2 separate regions of the Homo sapiens genome follow, and region 2 is linked to region 1. Evidence: chromatin loops called from intact Hi-C (ENCODE). Cell type or tissue: CD4-positive, alpha-beta T cell. All regions are shown on one strand. Each heading gives the region's core, and the rest is flanking DNA. Links, peaks and the distances in the headings are about the cores only. Region 1 holds the start of ARPC3 (actin related protein 2/3 complex subunit 3). Region 2 overlaps RAD9B (RAD9 checkpoint clamp component B).

Evidence for each region. A loop is a pair of places that touch in the nucleus more often than their neighbours do. Peaks named below come from ENCODE experiments on the same cell type or tissue, not always from the same donor. Only the 100,000 strongest peaks of a DNase experiment are listed, where the experiment ranks them.
Region 2: it touches region 1 in a loop (4-fold over the local background); 59 of 110 quality-filtered maps call a loop at or near these places.

What each region holds. Positions count from the first base shown.
Region 1 is chr12:110,444,757-110,456,108 of GRCh38, forward strand. ARPC3 (actin related protein 2/3 complex subunit 3) reads right to left here and starts at 5,581. Exons shown (of 7, transcript NM_001278556.2): 1 at 5,499-5,581; 2 at 696-795. The coding sequence starts at 5,504. It overlaps GPN3 (GPN-loop GTPase 3), which reads right to left. Exons shown (of 8, transcript NM_016301.4): 5 at 11,059-11,174; 6 at 10,830-10,926; 7 at 8,987-9,115; 8 at 7,730-8,340. The coding sequence ends at 8,278. RefSeq lists enhancers at 4,137-4,989, 5,695-5,794. In CD4-positive, alpha-beta T cell, for the core only: a CTCF peak has its summit at 5,677; DNase peaks (open chromatin) are centred at 5,095 and 5,645; H3K4me3 peaks cover 1,834 bases; H3K27ac peaks cover 1,330 bases.
Region 2 is chr12:110,506,421-110,517,772 of GRCh38, forward strand. RAD9B (RAD9 checkpoint clamp component B) reads left to right here. Exons shown (of 11, transcript NM_001286535.2): 4 at 159-273; 5 at 6,359-6,458; 6 at 8,630-8,736. Among named protein-coding and RNA genes, the nearest start is that of RAD9B, 9.8 kb to the left of the region's middle. RefSeq lists a silencer at 8,869-9,112. In CD4-positive, alpha-beta T cell, for the core only: CTCF peaks have their summits at 6,171 (motif pointing right) and 6,376; a DNase peak (open chromatin) is centred at 6,181.

The DNA of each region.
Region 1 (11,352 bases), core at 1,651-9,650:
CTGGCAGAGAAATGGGGACTGGATAAGTACCAAATTGGTAATTATAATAATGGTCTTGGAAACCATGAATGGAATTCAGTTCAGACCCTTGCAGGGTACAGGGAAACCATGTCTAACATAATACAAATTATACTGTTGGGAGAACATCTCAGAAAGCATCAGAAGAGTCTCAGACAGTGTCTGAAAAATATTGCGGCTTTCTGAAATAAAATTCAGAAAAGCGGGAATAGACGTAAGTAATGTTACATAGTACACTTCAGATTTAAGATTGAGGTATTGCTAAAAATGAAGATCTTGAAGAATGAATAAAGGAAGTAGATTTAGACGAGGAAGAGGTTAAAATATTTGTTGTTGTTCTTTTCCAGGTTGATGACAGAAAGGATGGGCATGTGGCATTCTAGACGTAACAGCATTAGATTTGTTTGAAAGAACTGATAAACAGTGTCCAGAATTAAGCACATTTCCTCCATTTTCTCAAAAGAGTTTCCTGGAGAAGTCAGAAGAAATAATACAATTTCCTATTAAATGCAACATATAACCACTATCTTGAAAGGTCTAGACCACAGTATCTACCAAGCAAAGTACAAGGGCAATTTGAGAGAGAAGACTGAGCTAAGAATTTTTCTGATTTGATCATTTCAGAAGATTGTTAGGCATTTCGTACCAAAATTTGAAAATAATGGGTTTAGACTTACTCTCTCTGGGGGCAGGTCCTTTGAATTGACTTCTGATAGGCAACAGTGCCATGTTTCCGATGAGTTTGGTATCAGGATCCATGAGAGAAGAGTGGTAAGCCTGTAATGGCAAGCCCAGGAAGAACACAGAAGCAGAAAAAGAGCAAATGTCACTGTGGCAAACAACCTTCCCTTAAAGGAAAAAAAGAGTAAACCACCCAAGATTAATTAGGGGAGGGAGAAGGGATAGCAGCATTGAGGTGCGAGGGCTGGTTCTTTCTGGCTCAAGAAAACCAATTGTTAAATTTTGAGGCATTTTTCAAGCTGGTTGTTAAACACAGCTCTTCTCAAAAATCAAATTATATAAACTTACAATTAAGTAAATGATGTTGGCTGGACGTGGTGGCTCATGCCTGTAATCCCAGCACTTTGGGAGGCTGAGGCAGGCAGATTGCCTGAGCTCAGGAGTTTGCAACCAGCCTGGGCAACACAGTGAAACCCCATCTCTACTAAAATATAAAAAATTAGCCAGGCGTGGCGGCGTGCGCCTGTAGTCCCAGCCATGTGGGAGGCTAAGCTGGAGAATCACTTGAACCCAGGAGGCGAAGGCTGCAGTGAGCCGAGATCGTGCCACTGCACTCCAGCCTGGGCAACAGAGCAAGACTGTCTCAAAAAAAAAAAAAAAGTAAATAATGTTAAAAACAATGATGCTTAAGTATTCATCACTTCTTTTTTTTTTTTTGAGAAGGAGTCTCACCATGTTGCCTAAGATGATCTCAAACTCCTAAGCTCAAGTGTTCCTCCTGCCTCAGCCTCCCAAAGGGCTGGGACTACAGGTGTGAGCCACCACACCTGGCTACTTCCTAATTTTTTTTTTTTTTTTTGAGACAGAGTTTGGCTCTTGTTGCCCAGGCTGGAGTGCAATGACATGACCTTGGCCCACTGCAACCTCCGCCTCCCGGGTTCAAGTGATTCTCCTGCCTCAGCCTCCTGAGTAGCTGGGATTATAGGGATAAGCCACCACGCCCAGCTAATTTTGTATTTTTGGTAGAGACGATGTTTCTCCATTTTCGCCAGGCTGGTCTCGAACTCCCGACCTCAGGTGATCTGCCCGCCTTGCCCTCCCAAAGTGCTGGGATTACAGATGTGAGCCACTGCACTGCACTTGGCCTACTTCCTAATTTTTTTTTTTTTTTGAGACGGAGTCTTGCCCTGTCGCCCAGGATGGAGTGCGGTGGCGCGATCTCTGCTCACTGCAACCTCCGCCTCCTGGGTTCAAGCGATTCTCCTGCCCCAGCCTCCCAAGTAGCTGGGATTACAGGTGCGTGCCACCACGCCCAGCTAATTTTTGTATTTTTAGTAGAGACAGGGTTTCACCATGTTGGTCAGGCTGGTCTCGAACTCCTGACCCCATGATCCACCCGCCCCGGCCTCCCAAAGTGCTGGGATTACAGGCGTGAGCCACTGCACCCGGCAATAACCTAATTTTTAAAAATTACATTTTACTATTGTCTATGTTCTTAAGGTTATTATTACGAAATACTAAATAATGGGGTGCTGCTGTGCATCTCTTCCAATTCTATGTTCGGTGACATCACATTGGTATCTGGCCAAAGTATTTCCACTACAGAAAGACAAACATCATATAAATCAGGGTACCCAGCCCCCAGCTAAACCAAGACCCAAGCACTATCTTTTCAGCTCTGCCACTTCATGGCGTTATGCTTTTGACCAAGACATCATTCTTCTTCTCTTAGCTTGTTTCCAAATTTGTAAAATGAGAAGATATATATTCCCTTCAGTGGGTAGGTGTGTGTTAAAGGAAGGGATAAAAAAAATCACATTTATGAGAGCATTTTGTATGCTGATTCTTAGTTCTGCTTTTTACAAGATGTCTGGCTTTTTATAAGTCAACATGGGTCCCATTCATATATTCATTCATTCATCAAATGATTGCTAAGCACCTTCTATGTGCAAGACACTGTGATATAGTAATATACAAAGTAGTACGATTCTGGTCCTTGAAGAGTAGAGAAGACAGACAGAAAATAATCACAGGATGGGATGGGCGGGGTGGCTCACGCCTGTAATCCAAACACTTTGGGAGGCTGAGGCGGACAGATCACAAGGCCAGAAGATCGAGACCACCCTGACCAACATGGTGAAACCCCATCTCTACTAAAAATATCAAAATTAGCTGGGTGTGGTAGTGCATGCCTGTATTCCCAGCTACTTGGGAGGCTGAGGCATGAGAATCGCTTGAACCCAGGAGGCAGAGGTTGCAGTGAGCCGAGATGGCACCACTGCACTCCAGCCTGGCGACACAGCAAGACTCTGTCTCAAAAACAAACAAACAAACAAACCCCTCCCCCCAAAAAAACAAACAAACAAAACCCAACAGAGTGAATCCAGGGTGCTCTATGTGCGATTGGAACCAGTACAGGGATTTAGAGTCCTTTTTTTTTTTTTTTTTTTTTTTGGAGACAGAGTTTCCTAGGCTGGAGTACAGTGGCAGGATCACAGCTCACTGCAGCCTCAAACTCCTGGCTCCAGGTGATCCTCCCACCTCAGCCTCTTGAGAGGCTGGGAGGACATGCACTACCACATCCAGCTAATTTATTTTTATTTTTGTAGAGGCAGGGTCTCATTATGTTGCCCAGGTTGGTCTCAAACTCCTGGGCTCAAGTGATCCTCCCATCTTGGCCTCCTAAAGTGTTGGGATTACAGGCATAAGCCACTGCACCCAGCCTAGAGTCCTGGCTTAAAACCTGGTTTTACCATTACTAGGCAACCTTGTCCAAATTAACTTCTCTGAGGCTCCGTTTCCTCTTCTGTAAAACAGGAATCATGGTACCTACTTCATAGGGTCGTTATGAGGATTAGATGGGATAATTTATAAAGTGTGTACCCCAGAGCTCAGGAGTCAAATGGTAATTATGGGATTCATAAAATATGCATTTGTGAGGCTGAGCGAGGTGGCTCATGTCTGTAATCCCAACACTTAGGGAGGGTGAGGCAGGAGGACTGCTTGAGCCCAGAAGTTTGAGATCAGCCTGGACAACATGGTGAGACTCTGTCTCTACTAAAAACACAAAAACTTAGCTGGGCATGGTGGCGTACACCTGTAGTCCCAGCTGCTCAGGAGGCTGAGGTGGGAGGATCACCTGAACCGAGTTTGTGTCACTGAACTGCAGCCTGAGAGACAGGGTCACACCCTGTCTCAAAAAAAAAAAAAATGTATTTGCAACTATGGCTTGCTCCTTTTCATCACAGGTATGCTTTATCTAAAGCAGCCTCCGCCTTCCCTCTCACCAACTGTCTTGTTACCCATCTAGCTTCTTTTTTTCCGGGGGGGGGGGGGGTGGTGGTACAGAGTCTCACTCTGTCACTAGACGAGTGCAGTGGCACGGTCTCGGCTCACTGCAACCTCCGCCTCCTGGGTTCAAGCGATTCTCCTGCCTCAGCCTCCCAAGTAGCTGGGATTACAGGCACGCACCACCACGCCTGGCTAATTTTTGTATTTTTAGTAGAGATGGGGTTTCACCATGTTGGCCAGGCTGGTCTTGAACTCCTGACCTCGTGATCCGCCCACCTAGGCCTCCCAAAGTGCTGGGATTACAGGCGTGAGCCACTGCGCCTGACCACCCATCTAGCTTCTTTATAGCATTTGTCACTACCTGACACTACCGTATGTATCTCCTTTATTATGTTTACACTTTTATTGTCTCGACTCCCGATTTGAATGTACATTCTTTAAGATTAGGGATTTGTTGAACTTATTTGCTGCTGTAAATACAGCCTGGCAGGCAGCAGGTGCTCGTTAACGTTTGTTAAAAATAATGTGTGAGCAGGCTGGGCGCGATGGCTCACGCTTATAATCCCAGCACTTTGGGAGACCGAGGGGGCGGATCACCTGAGGTCTGGAGTTCCAGACCAGCCTGGCCAACATGGTGAAACCCCGTCTCTACTAAAATGCAAAAAATTAGCTGGGCGTGGTGGCGCGCGCCTGTAATCTCAGCTACCCGGGAGGCTGAGGCACGAGAATTGCTTGAACCAGGGTGGTGGAAGTTGTAGTGAGCCGAGATCGCCTCACTGCACTCCAGCCTGGGCGACAGAACGAGACTCTCTCAAAAAACAAACAACAAAAAAAGTGTGAACAATCACATAATAACTGAACCACCTTTTCCCGAATCTGCAAAATGGAGACCATGACGGTGATAAATCTACCCCACAAACTGGCTGTCAGAAATTAAGTACAACCAGGCCGTCATAATTTTTTACTCCCACTCTGATGGCACACGAAAAAGGAAATCTTTGGAAGTCAGGCGCCGAACGAGTCTGTGAGGGCCCTAAACCCAGCTGGCTCCGGGATGGCCGCCGCTGCCGGGAAGTGGGTTCTGACAAATGACAAACAGCAGAGGGAGCCTGACCCCGGGGCGGAGGAGGAAGTGGGCCTGACAGAAAAAGGAGAAGCTAGACCCCTGGACTTGAAATATGAAAAATAAAAAGCGCAGCCCTTGGCTTCGCTCTCTAGTGAGGCTTTGGGAACCCTGCCGGAGTCGGAAGGAGTAGACGGAGAGAGAAAAGGGCCTCCTCACACACCCTGGACCCTTGGCCCACTCCTGCCGCGCCCCCGCCTCCCACGACTGGCACCCCCGGGCCGCCCCAATCCTTCAGCAACCGGTCCCCTCCCCTCGCCTCCCTCCTTCTCGGGCCCCAGCTTCCTCTCTGCCTTCCGCCGCCCGCTTCTCTCGGCACACACACGGTTTCTCTCTGCTCTTCGCAATCCCCGCTGTCTCCCCACACCGTGGATCGAACCCTCACCGGCATCTTGGCGGCGCCCGGGTTTCAACCCAGAGGAGCAGGATCCAGGTACAGCGGAGCGCTTCCGGTCTGGCAGCCTGGGCGAGGTAGGCGGAAGCGAAACGGAAGGGGCGGGTGCGGACGTGGAGCTTCCGGCCTTGCAGTTCCGCTTCTGGTTGCAGCGGCCGCGCGGATCTGAAGGAGGCGCCAGAGCACTAGGCAGGGGCCTTGAGTGGTGCAGCGTGAGGCAGCGCCCAGAATGGAGATGGGTCTTGAGGTTCCAGAATCTGAGATCAATCACCTCTTTTGTATTTTTTTCAAATGTCACCTTTTCAGGGCCGGGCATAGTGGCTCACGCCTGTAATCCCAGCACTTTGGGAGGTCGAGGCGGGTGGATCACCTGAGGTCAGGAGTTCGAGACCAGCCTGGATGGTGAAACCCCGTCTCTACTAAAAATACAAAAATTAGCTGGTCGTGGTAGCATCCCAGCTACTCGGGAGGCTGAGGCCGGAGAATCGCTTGAACCCAGGAGGCAGAGGTTGCAGTGAGCCAAGATCGCGCCGCTGCACTCCAGCCGGGATGACAGTGTGACTCTCTCAAAAAAAAAAAAAAAAAAAAAAAAAAAAAATCACCTTTCCTGTGAAGCATTCTCCGTTCATTCTATTTTCAGTTCACCCAACTCCAGCCCCATGCCTTATCCTTCTCTCCCGCTTTTTCCCTTAGTTCTTACGATTCTTGTATTTAGTTTACTCTTAGTGCTTGTGAATGCCAAAAAGGCAGCACTTCGTCCGTTTTGTCACCTGCGCCCGTAACAGTGACGGTATGTAGGAAACATCAATATTTGAGTGAATGAATGAACCCAATGCACTGCATCTAAAAATGGAGAAACTGAAGGGCACTGGACTCCAGGTTTGAATCGCAGCTCCAATACATACTAGCTCTGTAATTTTGAGCAAGTTAACTGGCCTGTGCTTCAGTTCCTCACCTGAAAATGGCAGTAACAGTATTTACCTCATAGTTTTGTGAGGATGAAATGAATTACATGTAAAATGCTTAGAACTTACATGCTTGGAGCATACTGAAAGCCCAGAGTTTTAACTTATTTATTACTAGAAAACTTCTTATGTTAAAAGTCAAGTTCATTGCTGCCTGAGAGCCATTTCTTCTGCCAGTTCCCAGCCTGAAATAGGACCCCATGTTCCCACATCTGATTTCACATTCAGCTGACTGGGCAAATAGCACCTTTTAGGCAAGGTCTTTTTTGACAAAGAGCCCAAAGTAGCCCCATAATCACTCTCCATTTCTTTTCTGCTTTTCTTTCCATCCTCTCTCTGAGGTTTCCTTCCTCATGGTCAGTCTCACAGGCCCAGCATGGCAGCCCCACGTGAGCAAGGCCCTGCCTGCACTGTGCATCCCTGTTCTATCCCCAGTGTCTGGCATCCACGGAACTTCAGTAAATTTGTGTAAATTTACTGAATTTCTGTCAGCCCTGCCTATGAGACAGTGAAATCCTCGAGGACTGGAATTGTCAGATTCATCTTTGAAACCCCAGTGTCCAGTGGGGAAGGCACTGGAATCGGGTCCTTCACTTTTTCTCCACAGGCACATACCATACTCTCTAGAAGCTAAACCAGGGAGGACCAAGGAAGAGGGCAACTGAAAATCTGCCTCTTCTTTCTTCCCCTCCCATGTGACAATAAGTTTCTAAGAATTAGCAACCCTGGGAGATCAGGCTGTTTCCACACTATCTATCCTCTAAGGGCCACAGGAAGGTCCCCAGGCAGCCCAGCACATCCCCATGTTGCCCACTCATCATGCTCCTCCCTGAGTGGACCATGGGGTAGACACCCGACCCTTCCCTCTAGCCTGGCCCCCAGGCATAAGCTACCACCGATACTTACAGGTCCTCACATTTTTTTTTTTTTTGAGATGGAGTCTCACTCTGTTGCCCAGGCTGGAGTGCAATGGTGCGATCCTGGCTCACTGCAACCTCCACCTTCTGGATTCAAGGGATTCTCCCACCTCAGCCTCTCAAGTAGCTGCGATTACAGGCACGCGCCACCACGCCCAGCTAATTTTTTGTATTTTTAGTAAAGACAGGCTTTCACCATGTTGGCCAGGTTGGTCTTGAACTCCTGACCTCAGGTGATCCACCTGCCTCGGCCTCCTAAAGTGCTGGCATTGTAGGTGTGAGCCACCACGCTTGGCCACATTTTGCTTAATTAAAATGAATCAAATTAGACACTGCAGTGTACTTGTTATCTAGGTCCAAGAATCATTAAAAACCTTTGTTTCTTTTATATATACACATACATATCTCAAAACATAGTTATTTTTACTTTTTAAGTTATATAAATAATATACATTTTCAATATAGGAAAATGGGAAGATACAGATAAGCAGTGGTCTTATATATATCCTTGCAGCTTTTTCCCTTCGGACATACATATTTTGTTACAGTAATTCCTGCATCTCAAAAATAATACAAAAAGTGAAAATAAGTTTAGACCAGCCTTAACCTTAGCTCAGGTGCTAATTTATATATAAATCTATGTGCATTCATTTCAATTTTGACTTACAAAATCTAAAGTGATGCTGTTATAATACTAAAAGATTCCACTTTAAACAGCAGCAGTTTCAGAATAATTAAAAATTTGATTCAGGCATGAGGCTGATAAAGAACGAAGTTTTACTTTTTTTCATTAAAATAAGTAGCTTTCTACTATTGCATCCTTTGAAGAGAAGAATGTTCTGCTGGTTTGGCCACAAGCTCTTTAGATGGTTACTTTTAGTAAACTCTTCATTCATCCTGGCATTCTTGAAAATATTCGTCAAACATAGAGGAAGACTCATCTTCACGTTCCTGACACAATGGAAACACAAAATAGAAAATATATTCATTTCCCCTCAGTCAGAACTAGTATGTGTTTATATATTTTTCAGGTAATACCCTATGTGGAACTAATTACCCAGCACCAGCTCCAGGTGCTGCTTATAGGTAACTGTTAATAGTAAGAAAAGGCATGATTGACAGATTTTTTTCCAGTTATGTAGTAAATTAATGTGCTTCTATCCCAGAAGCATTTCTCATTTGAATTTACATTCAAGACGATTCTTGGCTAATTTCCTGTGATAGTGCTTTACTTCGCTGGTAGTCTAGTGGTCAGGAAAATAAAAAATAAAAAAATAAAAAAATGCTTAGCTGATACTATCATTAGTCTTCTCAATGACATACGTGAGGGCAGCCCAATTTCACCTCCTCTTTACACATACACCCAAGCTCTAAGTACACACAGGCTTCATCATACTGCCTCAACAAAAGTAGAGTAAAAGTGATACTGCTTGTGGAGTACAGTGTTAATTTCAGAGATCACCCAGAAAAGCCCAGTTAACTGCCATCAATAAGACAAAAAACTAATTTAAGGAGTCGCCTGGATTATGCAAGAGTCCAGTGAGTGCTGGCAAATATTTTTATCAAAAGCTAACAAACACCCCAAACCAGAAATTACCTTTGGTTCTTTAAATTCTAGGTCTTCTCCATATTGAATGGCAAAATCAATATGCTGCAATACAATGTTCATGCTTTCTTCATCTGACTGATCGTAAGGTAAAAATCGAACCATGCTGTAGTCATCAATCTACAAGTTGTGGATTTCAAGAAAAGTTCATTCTGAAGTTGTGCAAAATACATAATTTTCAACTTATATTTGAGTTTTATAACCATTTGTACTTCTGAATAAAAACACTGATGTGTTTACAGGAAGAGGAGGAGAAGGGATAGCTAGACACAGAGAGTAAATCATTGATTTTTCTGACTTCTGATCTGCTAGAACACTTGTTAGCTTATTACTTTAACTAGACACTGTTTCACGGCTATTTATCTGAATTCAACAACCACTGGAAATTTCACAAGAGAACAAACAGTCCTGAACTCTCCAAATGGCTTGAAATAATAAGATGTTAGTTTATTTATTGGCCACTACCAATAACTACTTCTAAATTAAACTGCTGACTGACCAGCCCACAGCCCTTTTCCCTCCACTTTGCAGAAAATAGGGTTGAACTGTGCTTTTTATATGGCAAATGACTGGACACAGGCAAACACTTGACCAGGTGTTTAGGAAAAAAACCCAAAAAACTTCATCTTTTTTTTTCTTTTTTTTTTTTTTTGGGGAGACAGAGTTTCGCTCTTGTTGCTCAACCTCCACCTCCAGGTTCAAGCAATTCTCCTGCCTCAGCCTCCTGAGTAGCTGGGATTACAGGTGTGCCCTACCATGCCCGGCTAATTTTGTATTTTTAGTACAGACGGGGTTTCACCATGTTGGTCAGCCTGGTCTTGAACTCCTGACCTCAAGTGATCCACCTGCCTTGGCCTCCCAAAGTGCTGGGATTATAGGCGTGAGCCACTGCACACCTGGCGCCCTTTTTGTTTTTGTTTTTTTTTGAGATAGGGTTTCTCTGCTGCCTAGGCTAGAGCACAGTGACATGATCTGATCATGGCTCACTACAGCCTTGACCTCCCAGGCTCAAGGGATCCTCCCACCTCAGCCTCCACAGTAGCTGAGACTACAGGCGTGCAGCACCATGCCTGGCTTTTTTTTTTTTGAGACAGAGTCTTGCTGTTGTTGGACCGGGCTGGAGTGCAATGACAAGATCTCGGCTCACTGCAACCTCCACCTCCTGGGTTCCAGCAACTCTCCTGCCTCAGCCTCCCGAATAGCTGGGATTATAGGCATGCACCACCACGCCTGGCTAATTTTTGTATTTTTTAGTAGAGATGGGGTTTCACCATGTTGGCCAGGCTGGTCTCAAACTCCTGACCTCAGGTGATCCACCCACCTCGGCCTCCCAAAGAGCTGGGATTACAGGCGTAAGTCACCGCGCCTGGCCTAATTTTTTTTTGTTTTTGAGACAAAGTCTTACTCTGTCGCCCAGGCTGGACTGCAGTGGCATGATCTCAACTCACTGCAACCTCCGCCTCCCGAGTTCAAGTGATTCTCCTGTCTCAGGCTCCCGAGTACTAGGATTACAGGCGCACACCACCATGCCCAGCTAATTTTTTTTTGTATTTTTAGTAGAGACAGGGTTTCACCATGTTGGCCAGGCTTGGTCTTGAACTCCTGATCTCAAATGATCAGCCTGCCTTGGCCTCCCAAAGTGCTAGGATTACAGGTGTGAGCCACTGCACCTGGCCTAATTTAAAAAATTTTTTTAGAGATAGGGTGTCACTATGTTGCCCAGGCTGGTCTTGAACTCCTGGACTCAATCTTGCTGCCTTGGCCTGCCAAAGTGCTAGGGTTACAGGCATTAGCCACTGCACCTGGCCAAAAAATCCAAACTTTAAAAGCTTACCAGTCCACATATAGCTTTAGTCAGTTTCTTGAATTTTTTGCTTCTTAAGTCACTTGTAGAATCTTCTAATAAAGAATACATGTCTGGATCTAAAAATCTTTAAAAGACAGAAAGACTGATGAATTCAGGAGACTAGGTTTATAAACCAGCCAAACTTCCCATCTAAATAAAACAGAAGGTTCATCTCTGCAACTGAGATCTGATAATAATGGAAGAACAGTGAACTCACTTCTCAATTTCCTTTTTTGCTTTTTTACTCAGCAGATCCATTTTTGTCATGATGTTGACTTGCGGAATTTCTAGAGAGATCATGGCACTCAGGGCTGCCAAGATGCCAGAAATAAACTGAAGGAGGAAACAGAAAAGGGAAGATGAACTGACTGTTGCCAACAGTTACCTGGTCTGCATAAAGAGTCTTCTATTCCTCACTGGAACAGAACTGGCCTAAATAAAAGAAATGCAAGCTGGACGTGGTGGCTCATGCCTGTAATCCCAACACTTGGGGAGGCTGAGGCGGGCAGAT
Region 2 (11,352 bases), core at 1,582-9,581, 62 kb after region 1:
CTCGTGATCCGCCCGCCTCGGCCTCCCAAAGTGCTGGGATTACAGGCGTGAGCCACCGCGCCTGGCCAAGTCTGTTCATTTATGAATGCATATACTTTTGTTTCTAAAATGAATCAACCATGTTAAGTATGTGCTTAATATGTATATTTCTGTTACAGTCAATTTTGCCCATCTTTAGATGTCTGAATTCCCTTGAAAGAAATATAGAGAAGTGCAGAATATTCACCAGATCTGATAAATGCAAAGTAGTTATTCAATTCTTCTACAGACATGGTAGGTATAATTAAAAGTGGTTTAAAATACTATGTTTTTTTCTCAATAGTTTTCATGTTTAGAACATTGATATTTCATGTCAAGATTTCTCGTTACATTATTGCTTAGAGTGTGTGTAGTTAAGTGGTAGGGCAGTTTGAAGTATTATCCTTTTTTTTTTTTTTGAGATGGAGTCTTGCTCTGTCGCCAAGGCTGGAGTGCAATGCCGCCATCTCAGCTCACTGCGACCTCCACCTCGTGGGTTCAAGCAGTTCTCCCGCCTCAGCCTCCCAAGTAGCTGGGATTACAGGCACCTGCCATCATGCCCAGCTAATTTTTGTATTTTTAGTAGAGACGGGGTTTCACCGTGTTGGCCAGGCTGATCTCGAACTCCTGACCTCAGGTGATCTGCCCACCTGCCTCGGCCTCCCAAAGTGCTGGGATGAGCCACTGCACCTGGCCTGAGCCAGGCATGAGCCACTGCACCTGGCCTGAAGTATTATCTTACCTGTCACTGTAGAAGTATTGTAAGATGATCGGTATTATTTCTTTTTTTGACTTGTCAGTGGCACAAGCTTTGCCTGCATACAGCCTAATTTTTTTCAAATATCCGTATGAATTCAAGCAATTGGTTGTTCTAAAATTTACTAGCTGCTTGATTATATATATGTATATTATATATATAATATGTATTATATATAATATATGTATTATATATAATATATAATATATGTATTAAATATAATATATAATATATATGTATTAAATATAATATATAACACGTATTAAGTATAATATATATGTATTAAATATAATACATAATATATGTATTAAATATAATACATAATATATGTATTAAATATAATACATAATATATGTATTAAATATATATGTATTATATATGTATAATATATACATAATACATATTATGTATACATATATACATAATATTATATACATAATGTATAACATATATACATATATATATTCATTTTGAGATGGAGTTTCGCTCTTGTTGCCCAGGCTGGAGTGCAATGGCATGATCTTGGCTCACTGCAACCTCTACCTCCTGGGTTCAAGCAATTCTCCTGCCTCAGCCTGCTGAGTAGCTAGGATTACAGGCATGCTTCACCATGCCCGGCTAATTTTGTATTTTTAGTAGAGATGGGGTTTTACCATGTTGGTCAGGCAGGTCTGAAACTCCTGACCTCAGATGATCTGCCGGCCTTGACCTCCCAAAGTGCTGGGATTGCAGGTGTGAACTACCGCGCCTGGCTGTATTTCTTAATTTAATCTTACATTTATTATAATATATTTTTATTTCAGCATATATTTATAGTCTTTAAATTGTTTCCTATAAAATACTAATAATTTAACATTATTTTTTCCTTCTTTGAACTTCAGTTCATTTAATAGCAGAATGATTCAAAGAGCATGATTAAAAGCATAGCAAGCCTTGACATCACAAAGATGTGCGTGTAAATTCTTCTCCACTTATTAGTTTTGGGACAGTGCATAAGCTCTCTGAATCTTCATTCCTTACTGTGAAGTGGAGATGATCATGCCTACCCACAAGTTACGGGGTGATTGTGAGGATGAAGTGAGATCACATATGTAAAGTACATACCGCAGTACCTGCCCCAGGGGGAGTACTTGTTAGTGATTGCTGTTACTATAATTATCCTCTTTCCTTATCTCCAACTAGATTTTAGACAGAAAGTGAATACTTGGTATTCAGTATCTCTCAAGTAGCTTACTTGAGTCATGTCCAGTAAGTATTTGTGATTGGTTAATTATTTAATGGTTTTTATAGGGTAGTTATATGATACTATGCCTTAGGTTACAAGTAACAAATAAAAACAGACGGTCCAACTCAAACTAGCTTAAAAAATAAAGTATTGGCTCATGTAAACAAAAAATTCAAAATTAAGTCACAGGCATGGTTGTTTTTGTTTTTGTTCTTAATTTTTGTAGAGTCAGGGTCTCGTCATGTTGCCCAGGCTGGTCTCAAACTCCTGGGCTCAAGCAATTCTCCTGCCTTGGCCTCCCAGAGTGCTGGGATTACAGGCATGAGCCACCGCCATGGTTTGATCCAGGGTGCAGCTTCTTTTCTTTTCTTTTCTTTTTTTTGAAACAAAGTCTCACTCTGTCACCCAGGATGGAGCAGGATGGAGTGCAGTGGCGTGATCTTGGCTCACTGCAGCCTTGACTTCCCAGACTCAGGTGATCCTCCTACCTCAGCCTCCAGAGTAGCTGGGATCACAGGAGCGTGCCACCATACCTGGCTAATTTTTTTATTTTAATTTTTTTAAGACGGAGTCTGGTTCTGTCGCCCAGGCTGGAGTGCAGTGGTGCGATCTCAGCTCACTGCAAGCTCCGCCTCCTGGGTTCACGCCATTCTCCTGCCTCAGCCTCTCGAGTAGTTGGGACTACAGGCGCCTGCCACCATGCCCGGCTAACTTTTTTTTTGTATTTTTAGTAGAGACGGGGTTTCAACGTCTTAGCCAGGATGATCTCGATCTCCTGACCTCGTGATCTGCCCTCCTTGGCCTTCCAAAGTGCTGGAATTACAGGCATAAGCCACCATGCCCGGCCCTAATTTTTTATATTGTTTGTAGAGATGGGGTTTCACCATGTTGCCCAGGCTGGTCTTGAACTCTTGGGCTCAAGTGATCTGCTTGCCTCAGCCTCCCAAGTGCTGGGATTATAGGAATGAGCAACCACGCCCACCACACCTGGCTAATTTTTTTTTCACACCTGGCTAATTTTTAAAAAAATTTTAATAGATAACAAGGTCTCACTGTGTTTTGGAAGCTGGTCTCAAACTCCTGAGCCAGGCAGTCCTCTTGCCTCAGCCTCCTAATGTGCTGGAATTACAGGTGTGAGCCACCATGCCCAGCCTGGGATGGCAGTCTAAGATGAAGGAGAAGTGTGAAAAAATACCGGTTGAGGGTGTCTAGTGTGTGCTTATAAGAAAAAAGGAAGAAAACAAGTAGCAAGAATAGAGCATTGGGGATGACAAAGAAAAGACACTTCTCAGCTTGCACATCCTCAGCAATACCAATATTCACTTGATTCAAATATTTGTTATACAGGTATAAACACACTTATATATGTATAGGTTATTTCTAAAGAACACCTAAGAAACTGGTAGCAGTAGTTGCTTCTGTGTAGGTTCTAGGGTGGCAGGAGTCAGGGATGGAGGGTGACTCACTCTCACTGTTCTTTTATATCTTTTGCATTTTGTCCCATGTGCATCTATTACCTATTCCACCAAAAGTAACTTGAAAATATTTTTTAAATACGTAAAATATGTCATCTTTTGAGCTTTGTGTCTTCTCAAAACAGCAGTCACAGTGATCCCTTTAAAATAGGTCATATTATGTCACTTCGGTGCTCAAAACTCTCCCAGTAGCTCCCCATTTTACCCAGGGTAAAAGCCAAAGATCTCAGAATGGCCTATAAGGTCCTCCATGATTCAGAAGCCCTGGCATGTTTCCTCCTCAGGGTGTATGCCCTGCTCCCTTGCCTACTGTTTTATTCATTTATTTTCTTGCTATCTATCTCCCCTCTGTAAAATGTTAGCCCTGTGAAGACAGATTTTTGTCTGATTTGTTCTCTGCTAGTTCCAGCTCCTAAAATAGTCCCTTATGTGGTAGATCACAAAAAAAATTGTCACCAATTATCTGCAGCCCCTCCCTTCAATACCTGGAGATGTTTCCTCATTTTGAATTTCACCCGGCCTTAGATTTGCTTTGATACCGGTAGAATGCACCATAAGTGTTATTGTGTGAGTTCCGAGCTGAGTCCTGTCAGCTTCCACTGTTGCCCTAAGAACCTTTCCACCAGCATGAGAACAAGCATGGAATAGCTTTCTGGAGGATTAAAGAATAGGTGAGAGGCCTTAGCCATCTCAGTTGTCCCAGTTGAGGCCCCAGACATGAAAGTGAGGCCATCCTAGCTACCCCACAGGGATATTGTGAGGATCAGAGAGAATGTATGTAATATGTATGCTACAGTTCCTGGCACATAGGTTCATACTCATTATTGCTACCTCTCCTCTTCCTCTAAAAGGACAATAATTCAGCCTCGGCAACATGGAGAAACCTTGTCTCTACCAAAAATACAAAAATTAGCCAGGTGTGGTAGAGTGCGCCTCTAGTCCCAGCTACTGGGGAGGTTGAGATGGGAGGATCACTTGAGCCCAGGAGTTGGAGGTTGCAGTGAGTTGAGATCACACCACAACAGTCTAGCCTTGGCAACAGGTTGAGACCCTGTCAAAAAAAAAAGAAAGAGAGAAAGGAAGAAGGAGGGAAGGAAGAGAGAAGAGGAGAGAAAAGAAAAGAAAAGAATTAACAAACCAGATGTTGAAATCTGTCAAAAGTCCTGTTTAGAAATATCAGTCCTGGATGGAGGGTACTGAAAGAGAGTAATAGAGATATGATCTGTAGTCTGCAATCACTATTTTACACGCAATTTAAGAAACTACCTGTATTTTGGAGATTTCTTAAAAAACTAAAAATAGAAGTACCACATGATCCAGCAATCCCACTACTGAGTCTTTATCCAAAGGAAAAAAAAATATATCAAAGAAATACCTACATCCCTGTGTTTATTGCAGCACCATTTATAATAGCAAAGTTACGGAATCAAGCTAAGTGTCTATTAGTGGACTAATGGATAAAGAAAATGTAGTATATATACACAATGGAATACTATTTGGCCATAAAAATAATGAAATCTTGTCATTTGCAGCAACGTGGATGGAACTAGAGGTCACTATGTTAAGTGAAATAAGCCAGGCATGGAAAGTCAAGTATTGCATGTTCTCACAATGTGGACGCTAAAAAGTTGATCTCATGGAGGTAGAGAGTAGAATGGTAGATACCAGAGGCTGGTAATGGTGTGTGGGTGAGTATGAAGAGAGGTTGGTCAGTAGGTACAAACATACAGTTAGGTAGAAGGAATAAGTTCTAATGTGGGGTAGCAGAGTAGGGTGACTATAAGTTAGCAGCGGTGTATTCTGTGTTTCAACGTAGCTAAAAGAGAGGACTTAAAATGTTCTTAACACATAGAAATGATAAATACTTGAGGTGATGGACACCCCAAATATCCTGGCTTGATAATTACACAGTCTGTGCATGTAACAAAATATCTGTCACATGTACCCCATACATTTTTTCTTTTTTTTTTGAGACAGAGTCTCGCTCTGTTGTCAGGCTGGAGTGCAGTGGCACGATCTCGGCTCACTGCAACCTCCACCTCCTGGGTTCAAGTGATTCTCCTGCCTCAGCCTCCCAAGTAGCTGGGATTACAGGCGCATGCCACCACGCCCGGCTAGTTTTTTATATTTTAGTAGAGACGGAGTTTCACCATGTTGGCCAGGATTGTGTCTATCTCCTGACCTCATGATCCGCCCGCCTCAGCCTCCCAAAGTGCTGGGATTACATGCGTGAGCCACCGTGCCTGGCCTTTTTTTTTTTTTTCTTTTTGAGACAGAGTCTCACTCTGTCACCCAGGCTGGAGTGTACAGTGGCACAATCTTGGCTCATGGCAACCTCTGCTTCCCAGGTTCAAGTGATTCTTGTGCCTCAGCCTCCCAGGTAGCTGGGATTACAGGCATGCACCACCATGCCCGACTGATTTTTGTATTTTTAGTAGAGACAGGGTTATGCCATGTTGACCAGGCTGGTTTTGAACTCCTGGCCTCAAGCGATCCACCTGCCTTGGCCTCCCAAAGTGCTGGGATTACAGGCATGAACCACCGTGCCTGGCCACATGTACCCCATAAATATTTTAAAATACCATGTATCAATAAAAATATATTAACAAAAGAAGAACAAGAAGAAGAAGGAAACTGCTTGTATTTCAAAGGAGTCTGGGAACTCTCCTGCCTGATTGGTCAGAAGGTATGACATATTGCTTGGTGTCCACTAGGGAGCGATAAACACATTTAATTAAGGAATAGTGCTTCTCCAAGGTATATGCACTTGCCAGATAGTAAATGTTACTTTATTACTTTAATTTGGCTGTGAAACTTAAAGACTTCTTTAATTTGTTAGTTTTGTACTTAAAATTATTAAGAGGTGGCTTTATTCTTTTTAAGGTATTAAAAGAACTCATAATATATGTTTTCAAGAAAGTCAGCCTTTGCAAGTTATTTTTGACAAGAATGTTTGTACTAATACGCTAATGATTCAACCAAGGTAATGAGTTCTCTGTTGTCAGTTTTTTTCACCTGAATACAGTATGATCATGGAGTGAAGAATCAATGCCCTAGAGCTTTTCAGTCGGCACATTTTTTTTTTTTTTATATGGAGTCTCGCTGTGTCGCCCAGGCTGGAGTGCAGTGGCGCGATCTTGGCTCATTGCCAGCTCCGCCTCCTGGGTTGACACCAGTCTCCTGCCTCAGCCTCCCGAGTAGCTGGGACTACAGGCGCCCACCGCCACTCCTGGCTAATTTTTTTGTATTTTTAATAGAGACGGGGGGTTTTACCGTGTTAGCCAGGATGGTCTTGATCTCCTGACCTCGTGATCCACCTGCCTTGGCCCCCTAAAGTGCTGGTATTACAGGCGTGAGCCACCACGCCCTGCCATTACATTTTTTTTTTTTAAGCTGAAATTTGACTTGGAGAAATCACCATACAGGGACAAGAGGAAACTTTGTTAAAGATAATAGTGGATAATAACTAATGGTAGCTATAATAATTTAGTGACCCAAGAAAGTTCTAAAAACACCCCATCAGTGGCTTTCTATATCAAGTTGCATTTATATGGTTCTTGTCTGAATCTTAAAACACAGAGCTTGAGGAAATTTTAACATTTTTTATGTGAAATGATTTTGGCCCTAAGTATTAACAGTTTTTTCCTCTAGATAATGAGTAAGGCATATATGTCTTGAAATTTGAAACTTGAAACCTGTTATTTGAAAGTGCATCCAGTTTTCAGTTCAGCTGTAGCATTAAACATTAATGAACATTACTTTGTGAGCCAAATGATATTTTATCCATATTGTTTTTATATTATTATTATTATTATTATTATTATTATTATTATTATTATTATTTTTGAGACAGAGTCTCCCTCTGTTGCTCAGGCTGGAGTGCAGTGATGTGATCTTGGCTCACTGTAACCTCCACCTCCTGGGTTCAAACAATTCTTGTGCCTCAGCTTCCCGAGTAGCTGGGACTACTAGTGCAAGCCACCATGCCTGGCTAATTTTTGTATTTTTTTATAGAGACGGGGTTTCGCCATGTTGCTCAGGCTGATTGAGACAAACTTCTGAGTTCAAGTGATCCATCTGCCTTAGCCTCCCAAAGTACTGGGATTACAGGCGTGAGCTACCACATCTGGTCCCTTCCTTCCTTCCTTCCTTCCTTCCTTCCTTGCTTCCTTCCTTCCTCCCTTCCTTTTTGAATTGCCCATTCATGTTGTCATTTTTTTTGTATCAAATTATTTGGTATCTTGTATAACTGCCCCCGCTTAACACTGGAAAAGTTCCCAAATGAATTTTGTAGGTGTTCCTGACATTTTGATAGCAAGAAACACCGTTAAACCAATGTCTAACATCAGATTAACAACAAGATTACATAAATTCTAAGAATTTTATTTTATCTTAATAATATCTCAATGTCAAAAGGAGTGCAGAATTTATAATACAATAATAAAAAGACAGCCCAGCTGTAAAAAATAAGTAAAGGATTTTAATAGTCATTTCTTCAAAGAAAATATCAGTAAGCACCTGAAAAGATGCCCAACATCATTAGTCATTAGGGAAATGCAAATCAAACAATTTTCAATCTGTGAATTATGTCATATGGGAATTATATCTCAATAAAACTGTTTTTGAAAAAAGGAGCCAGAATAAAAGGGCATTTGGGATGTCAAGAGAACCTTGAAAGCAACAGGTAACAGTCGAGGAAAGGAGCAAAGGGAAAGAATATAGGCAGCAGGCTGCTTAGAAACCTCTGCCCCCACATCTAGGTCTCCAGCATAATTCACCTGAGTTGTTTTTGAACAGCTTCACTTTCCAGTATCTCCCTTTACAGTATGATCTAGGGCATAAGTAACTGGGCATACAAAAACATATAATTAAAGATATTTTATTCTGGAATTTTGTTTGTACTGCAGCGTTCATGTGTTTTACTAAGGATATATTTTGCTATTCTCTTGGCCTTCAAATGAAGTTATAATTTTAAAATATGCTGAAAATATAGCAGCTATGTATAAGAAAGAAGGTAGGAGTTTGGGTAAATTTTTCTAAACCCAGGCCAAGTAATTATTTATTTCCAGATTAGAGATTTGAGTCCCAGTTAATAAGGTATGTCTTTCTGTTTGTTTTTCAAATAATGTTAATACTGTTCTTTACATTTTATAGATTGCTTGCTGATGCCATTGTTCTTTTTACATCAAGTCAAGAGGAAGTTACTCTTGCTGTTACTCCACTGAATTTTTGCCTCAAGAGTTCTAATGAGGAATCAATGGGTAAAGATTGTATCTGAAATGGTGTTTTGATGGGTTATTACTTCCTGTCTCTCGATTACTAACCATACTGCAAATATTAGTGACATAATTTTATTCCTGTCTAAAAAGCAGTAAGATGTAGAAAGGTTGGAAAAAGCTTTAAGAGATCCAACAAGTTTAACACAATCAGCAATTAAAATATTTGGCTTTGAAATTCAGGGTGTTTTAAAACTAGGAGAATGGGGCCAGGTGCTGTGGCTCACGCCTGTAATCCCAGCATTTTGGGAGGCTGAGGCAGGTGGATTACCTGAGGTCGGGAGTTCGAGACCAGCCTGGCCAACATGGCGAAAACCCATCTCTACTAAAAATAAAAAAATTAGCTGGGTGTGGTGGCTCAGGCCTGTAATCCCAGCTACTCAGGAGGCTGAGGCAGGAGAATCGCTTGAACCCGGGAGGTGGAGGTTGCAATGAGCCAAGATTGCACCATTGCACTCCATTGCCTGGGCGACAGAGACTCTGTCTCAAATAAAAGAAAAAAGAAAATTTGCTACGGTCTTTTGGCACAACAAGCTGTTTGAGACTCTTTGACCTTAGATAATATGTTTTTGGTGACAGCAGTAAGGAGAGGATACAAAGGAAAGAACTATTATTTTAAAGTGAAAAACCAGGGCTTAAGTTGGGTCACATGACTTTTGTAGTGTTTGTGCCAGGTTCTGTTCTAAATAGTTTGCATTTATGAAGTCATTTGATCTTCATAACAACTCTAAGATGTATGTAGGTACTATTATTATCCCCATTTTACATATGAAGAAATTGAAAGCACATATAAAGCACATATGAAGCAGTTGGACACTTTGGGAGGCTGAGGCAGAAGGATCACTTGAGGGGAGTTACCAGCCTTGGCAACATAGTGACACCTCATCTTTACAAAACATAAGAAAAATAGCCAGGCATGGTGGTGCACACCTGTAGTGTCAGCTACTTGGTAGGCTAAGGTGGAAGGATTGCTTGAGCCCGTAAGTTTGAGACTGCAGTGAGCCATGATTGTGCCACTGCACTCCAGCCCAGGCAAGACAGCAAGATCTTGTCTCAAAAAAAAAAAAATTGAAGCACAGAGAAACTGTGGCTTGCCTGGTGTCACAAATTGCCTAGTGAAAGGGTCTGTTTTATGTACCATCATGCCATCTCTGAATAAAGATGGCCATTTAGTAGCCAGGAGAAACTGTCCCTTGTGAGTAGCTTTCTAATGAAGTTATAGTTGACTGGCAATCTAGTTGTTTAATCTTATTATTAAACTTCTTCTATGCTAGTATATTAGGAGTGACATGAGCCTTCTTGTTGGAGATGAATGTATATTTAAGACATTGTTTGATCCTTTAAAAAATATATCATTTGGCCGGGTGCGGTGGCTCACGCCTGTAATCCCAGCACTTTGGGAGGCTGAGGCAGGCGGATCATGAGGTCAGAAGATCGAGACCATCCTGGCCAACATGGTGAAACCCCGTCTCTATTAAAATACAAAAAATTAGTGGGGCGTGGTGGTGTGCACCTATAGTCCCAGCTACTTGGGAGGCTGAGACAGGGGATTAATCACTTGAACCTGGGAGGCGGTGGTTGCAGTGAGCCAAGATCACGCCACGGCACTCCAGCCTGGCGACAGAGCAAGACTCTGTCTAAAATAATAATAATAATAAATATGTATATATATATCACTCAATCTTTGTTCTTACTACTTATATAATTGATATTCATTGAAGAAAATTAAAAATACAAAAAAAATTTTTTAAGTCACCTGATATCCCACTATACAGAGATAAGCACTTTTAATAGTTGGGTATATCTCCTTCTATACTTTAGATCTCACAACAGGAGATTGAGTGAAGATAATGAAATACTATGAAACTATTAAAAGTAACATTGGCCAGGTACAATGGCTCACCCCTGTAATCCTAGTGCTTTGGGAGGCTGAGGCAGGATTGCTTGAGGCCAGGAGTTCAGACCAGCCTGGCCAACACAGCAAGATCCCATCTCTACAAAAATAAAAAATTAGCCAGGTATGGTGGCATGCACCTGTAGTCTATGCTGCAGCAGCTGAGGCAAGGGGATCACTTGAGCTCAAGATTTCAAGGTTGCAGGTGAGCTATGATCATGCCACTGTATTACAGCCTGGGCAACAGAGTGAGACCCAGTCTCAAAAAAAATTAATGGGCCGGGCGTGGTGGCTCATGCCTGTAATCCCAGAACTTTGGGAGGCCGAGGAGGGCTGATCACCTGAGGTCAGGGGTTTGAGACCAGCCTGGCCAACATGGTGAAACCCTTTCTCTACTAAAAATACAAAATTAGCTGGACGTGGTGGTGTGTGCCTATAGTCCCAGTTACTCAGGGGGCTGAGGCAGGAGAATCGCTAGAATCTGGCAGGTGGACCTTGCACTGAGTCGAGATCACACCACTGGACTCCAGCTTGGGCAACAGAATGAGACTCCATCTCAAAAAAAAAATAATAAAAACATTAAAGTAATGTTATATGTGTATGTATAAATACATTCCTCTCTCTCTGAGGGTATGTATCAGAGAGGTTTAATGAAGCAATTTTGTAGTGGAAAACACAAAACATTGACACACACACACACACACACA